Regions from separate parts of the Homo sapiens genome. Here region 2 is linked to region 1. The links are chromatin loops, found by intact Hi-C in ENCODE. Cell type or tissue: dorsolateral prefrontal cortex. All regions are shown on one strand.

Region 1 (4,000 bases):
AGAAACCTCCAGCGCTTTGGGGCAATAAGGGTGTAGTGCTGTCAAGATGCTCATCAGAGCCTAGTAAGATCACCTAACTGCTAATAGCTGGTGGGAGCGGGAAGCCAGCGCCTCTGATGGAGCAGAAAGGCCCACGTGTGAGGAGGAGGCAGGAAGGGCTTCGCTTCCAGGAGGGCCAGGGCGGGAGGACTGGAGACTGTGTCCTCTGAGTCCCTGCTCAAGGACCGTGTGAGGAACTCCATAAAATTTTATGGAGTGAATGAACTCGCCGTGTTTGGCTCGAGCAAGTGACAGGCTTGCCAGCTCTGAAGGTCTGTTAAAAGGCAGATGGGAAGATCCGCCTCTATTCTGAGACAAACTTGCCTTGTGTGGTGCGAGGTGAGGTGTGGGGACCGGCAGCGGGCCTGCCGCGCTTCCCGGGCAGCGGAGCCGGACTGCGCACCCAGCGCCCCGCTCTGTGGTGTGGGGTGTGTGGTATCTGAGCCCGGGACGCGGCTCAGTGACTGTGATGGGGGCTGTTCAGCTGTTGTGGGACTGAGTTACACGCATCTCACTGGCAAAGCCACATCATCTCACCCCACAAAATACGGAATTTGGGGTGTCATGGGTCAAGAGGCTCTGCGCTGGACAGTGTGGGGTATGGTGGGTGTGTGTCCGTCTGGACGTGTGTCCCTCTGCCTGAAGGGATGCAGGGCCGTGAATGGACCCAGCAGCCCCCGCATCAGCCCTGCCCTCCCACAAGCAGCCGAGGAGGCTGGTCCTAAGCCGGCGTCTGCACAGCTCCCTGAGGGGGAACAAGGGGGAGGGTCTCAGAATGGGGCTGAATTTTTCTCCACATTCAGTCCCCGGCTGGACCTGCAGAAACCTAGGACGGCTTTGACCCTGGTTTACAGCTTTCGGGAACCCCAGGGAATGCTCTGGCCTCTAGGCTGGAACCCTGCCCCTCTGACCCCAGCCCTCCGGCCATTCCTACAGCGAAGGCCCAGGGATGTTAACCAGTGCAGAGGCCGGGAGCAGTCCCGGGAGGCGCCCCTGTTTAGATCTCATGGCTGGTCTCTGTCTCCACGTTCTCAGAGGCCTGGGAGGGGCAGGCTGAGGGCTCTGCCAGACCCTCCTGCCCAGAGCCCCTCCCCAGGGTCTGGCCCAGCGAGGGGATGGCATCACTCCCTGGGGTGGGTGCCGGGGATTACGGCAGGTTTGGGGAGGAGGCTGGTGGGGCCTGAGCACGGGCTGGTGTGGGGGCCAGGTGAAGGGTGCCCAGGTGTGTCAGGATGCGGCTGGGAGCTCACTCGGCTGGGGGGACGCCTCCCCAGCGCCCGGGTGGTGAAAGTGGGTTTCCCCCTCCAGCAAGTTCTTTCCTCAGCCCATAAAGCGGGAATCCTCCCATGTGGAAATATGGAGACAGGCCCCTCCCGCTGCCTGTTCTCCCCACGGCAGGTGAAGGGCCTCCTTGGAGGGCCTCTGCTTTCCAGTCTGTTAACACGAAGCCTGCCAGAAAGTCCCCAGGACCCCAACCCCCACTCCTTAGAGAAGCTGCTCTGGCCTGTCTTTGTCCCTCCCCGACACTGCCAACTCCAGGCCCCCGTTACCCCACTACTTATGGGCTTGGTCACCTGTCACCTCCCCCAGGAGGCTCCTTGGGCCCCAGGCTGCCCTCCAGCTGGGCCCAGCGGCTCTCCTGCCAGTCCCGCTGGCTGGGGACTGCACCTGCTCCCCAGGCGTGGCCTGGTGCCATCACCCGGACACCCAAGGACAGGTTTGGACTGCCCATCCTAGGCTCCCATCCAGGAGAGGGTTTGGCGGGGGCAGCCTGGACCTGCCCATTCCTTGCTGTCCTAGCTGCCCAGGACTGTCCCAGTTCTAGCCCCAGAAGCCCTCAGCCCCAGAAAACTAGGGGTGACTTAGGCTTGGCGGGGCGGGTCAGGATGTATCCCCACTAGGGAGACAGTCCGGCCCCCCAAGCCATGTGCAGAGAAGCCCAGGGCAGTGGGATGGAAGGAGGGGTTCGGGGAAGAATCCTGCTGGGGGGGGTGTCCAAAGGACAACCCGAAGGAGAGGTTCAAGGAAGTCCTGGCTGAGCAGAGATGCTGGCGGGCAGCGGGGGCAGTAGGGGAACCGGTGGATCGAGGGCTCTTCCTCTAGGACCTAGTGCTTCCAGGAGCATCTCAGGAGCTGAGGGGCATCTGAGGCCACAGACGGGAGGCTGCATGGGTGGCGGGGGAGGCGTCTGCAGCAGCAGGCGTGGGAGCCCCTGAAAGCTCTTGGCAGGGGAGGGACGGGCAGCTGGCATCCACGAAGCCCCCTGGGCTGTAGCCTGGAGCCCAGCCTGGAAGGGCAGCTGGGTGAGAGGAGGCTGGGCACACAGATGCACAGTATGGGCAAATGGCCAGGTGGGGCTGTGCCGCCCCGGACCGCAGGGTCCCACTTGGCTTCTGTCTGTCACAGTCACCGCCCCCACTTGGAGAGCGTTTGCTGATGGAGCTCAGCTCCAGAAAGTGCTGTTTAAAGATTGAAGAGCTCCAGGCAGGCGATTACAGAGCACGTGGGTTGACTCTCTCTGACCCACAGCTGGTGGAGGGAGGGGAGGAGCTGGGGGCGCCACAGCTGGATGTGCTCCTCCCCCACGAGAAGCGCCCAGGGCACGTGGAGCAGAGGGAGGTGCTGGCTCTCATTTTCCTCCTCACTGGAGCGAGGCGCTGGAAGGCCACTCCGAGGGTGGGGGCGGCACGCTGCCTGTTCCCCACTGGCTCTGCCCTTGGGGCACCTTAGCTTGGGTCCAGCCCACCTGCCCCAATACCCCTTGCCGGACCCTGCCCTGCTGCCTGCCCCTGCCTGAACCCCACCCCCCACCCAACAGTGCTTCCCGCCCAGTCTTTCCCAGTTGCAGGCTGAAGCCCCCCACTCCCTGGGCATCCCCTAGGAGCCCTCCCTAGCACCGCCTCCCACACCCATTTCCCAGATAAGATTCTACCGTTGAGAACATACCATGGGGGGGCCACCCAAGGCCCCTGAGCCACACGTCCAAAGCACAGACACCTTCGGAACAAAAGCCTCTTGGTGCAGGGGATGGCGGCGGCCGAAGTTCACCCTGCCCAGGGCAGGACACCCTGCAGCACCGGGAGGGTCTTGGTCTGTGTTTCCAGGACTGTGAGCGGGGCCTCTTTGGCCTAGTGGGGAAGAGGGCACGTATGGGGCCCACGACCTCTCCTGTGCCCAGGGGCTGTGGTCAGGGCACTCGTCCTGCAGCCACAGACAAGTAAGTGACCAGGACCTGCGGGGAAGATAGGAGATGAAGCCCCCCCGGACATCCCCGGCCCTCCCCAGGAACCAATTTACAGTTGCTGAGCTCTACTCTGGGCCAGGATGAATCAGGGACACGACCTGGGAAGGGGCGGAGAAGAGGACCTCACGCAGGTGCCAGGACTGGCCCTGCCCCCACTGCCCCAACCTTCATGATTCTGCCCCAGAGTCACCTGCCCTGGGCCTCAGTGTTCTCACCTGGCGGCAAGGATGTTCCTGAGCATTTATTTCTGAGTGGGTTTGTGTGTGAGGTCTCTGCATGGGGGCTCTGTGTGTTGGCACATGTGTTTCGGCTCAGAGTTTGGGTAGGGGGCTTCTGTATGCACATGTGGGTCTGTACACGTGTGCGTGTGTGTGAGTGCATGTATGTGTATGCACAGGCATGCATGGCCTGTGTGTACGTCAGAACGTGTGAGTGCACATGTATGCATCTGTGTGTGTTGCATGTGCGAACAAGTACACACGTTTGTGTGTGTGCACCTGCACGTGTGTCACTTGCGTGCCCTTGCCTGGGTGGGAGAAAGGACAAAGGCGAATGCTCTTGTCTCCTGCTGCTGGGTAACAGCTCACCACAAGGCAAGGCCTTGGACAGCACCACATTCGTCAACTCAGTTTCCCTGGGCTGGGGGCAGGCTTTGCTTAGCTGGACTCGCTGCCCCGTGTCTCACATCCGGGTGCTGGCTCCTGCATTATTCCAAGA
Region 2 (4,000 bases), 74 kb before region 1:
TTCAATCATTAGACAAGGAAGGTAGATATAACTATAATTAATATGCAAAGGGCTCTAATGGAAAAAGACAACAAGCAGAAACAGATGATTAACCTAAGTAGAGAGATGGAAACTCTTAGTAAGAATCAAAAAGATATACTAGAAATTTTAACAAACAAACAATTATGACAGAAATGATAAATGGCTCATCAGAGGACTGACACATCCAAAGTAAGCACCGGTGAATTTGAAGATAGGTCAATTAACACGTCCCAAACTATTCTCTGTGTCTCTTAATATCTCTTTTGTATTTTCTACCTCTTTTCTCTCTAAGACGCATTCTGTGTAATTTCTTCAGTTCTCTTGTCTAATTTAGTAAGTCTGTCTTTGACTGCATCTAATCTGCTACTGTTTATATCCCTCTTCCCTCTTTAGCATATTTGTTGAGTAAACAAACGAATGAATTGGTTGTACATCCCACCAACCCATTGGTTGTACAACTGCCACCAACTGAGTCCTAGGGGTTCTCTTCCCTAAAGGCAGGTTGTGGGTAGCACACAACCTCAGGCTCTGCTTACCTTGACTTGAAAACCTAGTGACAAGAATGTAAGTCTTGGCAGAGAGACAGTCTCTTTATTCACTTTTTAAAAAATTATTAATATATAATTAATATACCATGAAATGCACCATCAGTTTTCCTTTGCTGTGCAAGACATCACCGACAATCTAGCAGCTTACAGCAACCATTCATGTTGTGCACGGTTCTGTGGGTGGTTCTCCTCTGGTCTGGTCAACTGACCTCAGCTGGGCTCACTCATGCACCTATGGTCAGCTAGCAGGTCAGCTGCGAGCCAGAAGGTCCAGGGTGGCTTCACTCACACGCCTGGTAGCCAGCAGACTGTTGGCTGAGGTGATAGGGCTTCTGGGCAACGTGTCTCTCATCATCCAGCAGGCTGGTCCTGTCTCCTCCATATGTGTTCACAGGGGTCTGAGAGCAGAAAGAAGTCAGGCCCCATCATGCCTATGTCACATTTGCTATTGTCTCATTGGATAAGCCAAGTCATGTGGCCAATCTCAGATTCTGTATGGGAAGGGACTGCATAGGGATATGATGCAGAAAGATGTGTGACTGCAGTGGTCTACCCAGATGTTAACTGTTCTATGGCCCCGGTCCTGCTTTCTCTGCTAATGGTCCCTACTCTGTTATCTATTGGTGTGAACAAATGACTCCAAAACTTAGTGGCTTAAAACAGCTATTTTATTTTGATGGGCCAAGAATTTGGAAAAGGCTTGGCTGAGTGATTCATCTCTCATTCAGTTGGTGTCAGCGGGGGTGACTGAGGCTGGAGACTCTACTTCCGAAATGCCTTCTTCACTCCCATGTTTGGAGCCCCAGTGCCTCTGTTTCTCTCTCTCCTCCACACACTGTCTCATCCCCCAGGGCCTCTCTGCATGGCTTGGGCTTCTTACAGCAGGTACATCTCAGGTTGGCTGAATTTACATGACTGCTGGTCTCCTGGAGCAAGCATTCCAGTGAGTGAGGCAGAAGCTGCCAGACTTCACAGGACTTAGTCTAGAGGTCCTGGCATGTCATGCCTGCTGCATTCTGTAGGTCAAGCAAGTCACTAAGACCAGGGCAGATCCAAGGTAGCAGCAGATTCGACTTCATTTCTCAATGAGAACAAAGAATTTCTATCCATCTTTAATCTACCACAGTCTGCCCTGTGGCTACAACTGTTGATACTCCTTTCAAATGCAACACACACTGAATCTCACTGAAGGCCCTCGCAACGTGCACCCAGCCCCACTGGAGACCCCCGTTTGTCTCATCTGTTTGGCTTTGGCTGGAGGTCCAGGACCCTCTGGGCTAATGAACTCCAGTGCACATGGGGTCCTGGGTCCTCCAACACAGTTGTTCTGATCTGAAGAACTGCAACCCAGATACGAGCCATGGGGCCCTTCCACCCACCTAGATTCTGGTGGTGAGACTCTGGGGACCACCAGAATGAACACCCATTCAACAGAGCAGAAAGCAGGAGTACATCACAGTCATTCCATGGCGATCCTGAAATCCACCCTGGCATGTTGCCAGCTCCTGCGCCCTGATGTGATGCAGAAGGAGTGTGACTGCAATGACCCACCCAGATGTCAACTGTTCTGGGGGCCCCTGGGTGAAGAAGATTGTGCCTTCTGGGCTCCTGGCATCATCCTCTGAGTCACTCTTTCTCTTCCATATGAGCTGTCCCTGTTCACAGGTAGGTCCTCAGCTCGGCCTTCCTCCTACCTTAGGAAGATAGAGAACACCACTGGTACAATTTTGTTAAAAGGTTTGAGAGGTTCTTCCAGACCAACTAAAAATCAGCTGGATTGGATCAAAGCTGCCCTGGCATTGCCTGCTGAGGCTGGCCTATCTTCACCCTGGGCAGCCGGCTATGGAACAGCACCCAAACATGCCTGGAAGCCTCATTGACTGGCTGGGAGCATCGGTGGGGCACCCCCTGAAGATGTTTAAAGGCTCTTTTGTTTAGCTGAGAGGGCAGTGAGCCACCCCCTTCCTTCTCTCTGAGGTCTGGACAAGAGCGCTTCCAGCTGCGCTGGCTTGCAGCCACACATTTCTGCCCCGAGATCATTGTTTGTACTGAGAATCTTCGTTGGGAGAGCTTGAGGGTGACACAGTTTTGTTTTTGAACTGAGCAAGTCCTGGGTCTTTTATGTTCACTCTAACTTCTGCTAAGAATTTAACTGTTCCTTAAGCTGACCCCCTCTCTCTTTGTATTTTATCACAGGCAAAGCTGGCTGCCTGGAAGGGTCCCCTGTCAGATCCACCGGTGGGTGAGCTGCCCTTTCTCTTTTGCAGGTCAAACTTTCCATTACTGTCACCATGTAACAGGGGCCCTTTCCTCCAGCCTCCAGTAATGTCCTCGCCACCCTCACCCTTAGAGCCCTCACCAATGATTCCCCATGCTGCCTCCCATCATCTTGTCCCCAAACCAATGACCCATGGTGAACTTTTCCTTATTAACATTTTTAAAATAAAATTGTATGTATTTAAGATATACAACATTTGAACATACACATAGTGAAATGACTACTATATATTTCATTGTATATATTTAAGATATACAACATTTGAACATACACATAGTGAAATGATTACTATAGTCAAGCCAATTAACAGAGTCATCACTCCACAAAGTTACCTTTTTTAAATGAGAGCACCTGAAATCTATTCTCAGCAAATTTCCAGCATATAATATAGTACTGACTACAGTCCTCATGCTGTACATTAGAGCTCTAGACTAATTCATCCCACATAACTGCAATTTTATACCCTTTGATCAACATCCCCCCATACCCACTCCTGCCCCTGGTAACCACCGTTTCTCTTTCTGATTCTATGTATTCACCTTTTAAAGATTCTACAAATACATGCAGTATTTTTCTTTCTGTGTCTGGATCATTTCACTTGGTATGATGTCTTCTGGATTCATCCATGTTGTTGCAAATGGCAGTATCTTTTCCTTTTTTATGGCTGAATAGTACTCCATTGTGTATATGGACCTCATTTTCTTTACCCATTCATCCACTGATGGACACTTAGGTTGACTCCATTTCTTGGCTGTTGTGAATGGTGTTGCAATAAGCATGGGGGTGCAGATATCCCTTTGATATGCTGATATCATTTCCTTTGGCTACATACCCAGCTGTGAGATTACTGGGTCATACAGTAGTTCTAGTTTTAGCTTTCTGAGGAAGCTTCATACTGTTTGCCACGATGGCAGTACTTATTCCCACCAGCAGCATGCAAGGTTGCAAGGTTTCCTTTTCTCCACAACCTCAACACTGCTATTTTTTGTCTTTTTGACAACAGCCATTCTAACAGGTGTGAGGCGGTATCCCATTGTGGTTTTAAATGTGTCAGGTTGGTGCAAAAGTAATTACGGTTTTCCATTACTTTCCATTGCAAAATCTGCAATTACTTTTGCACCAACATAACACATTTCTCTGATGATTAGCGATG

What was found. A loop is a pair of places that touch in the nucleus more often than their neighbours do. Peaks named below come from ENCODE experiments on the same cell type or tissue, not always from the same donor. Only the 100,000 strongest peaks of a DNase experiment are listed, where the experiment ranks them.
Region 2: a loop joins it to region 1, with 8 times the contacts of the local background. A loop is called at or near these places in 1 of 110 quality-filtered maps.

The regions. Positions count from the first base shown.
Region 1 is chr14:104,422,294-104,426,293 of GRCh38, forward strand. No RefSeq gene overlaps it. Among named protein-coding and RNA genes, the nearest start is that of C14orf180, 160 kb to the right of the region's middle. RefSeq lists enhancers at 2,571-3,190, 3,191-3,810. In dorsolateral prefrontal cortex, no CTCF peak of the experiment used is centred here; a DNase peak (open chromatin) is centred at 2,498; H3K4me3 peaks cover 537 bases; H3K27ac peaks cover 468 bases.
Region 2 is chr14:104,348,119-104,352,118 of GRCh38, forward strand. No RefSeq gene overlaps it. Among named protein-coding and RNA genes, the nearest start is that of LINC02691, 130 kb to the left of the region's middle. In dorsolateral prefrontal cortex, a CTCF peak has its summit at 2,491; DNase peaks (open chromatin) are centred at 2,063 and 2,523; H3K27ac peaks cover 973 bases.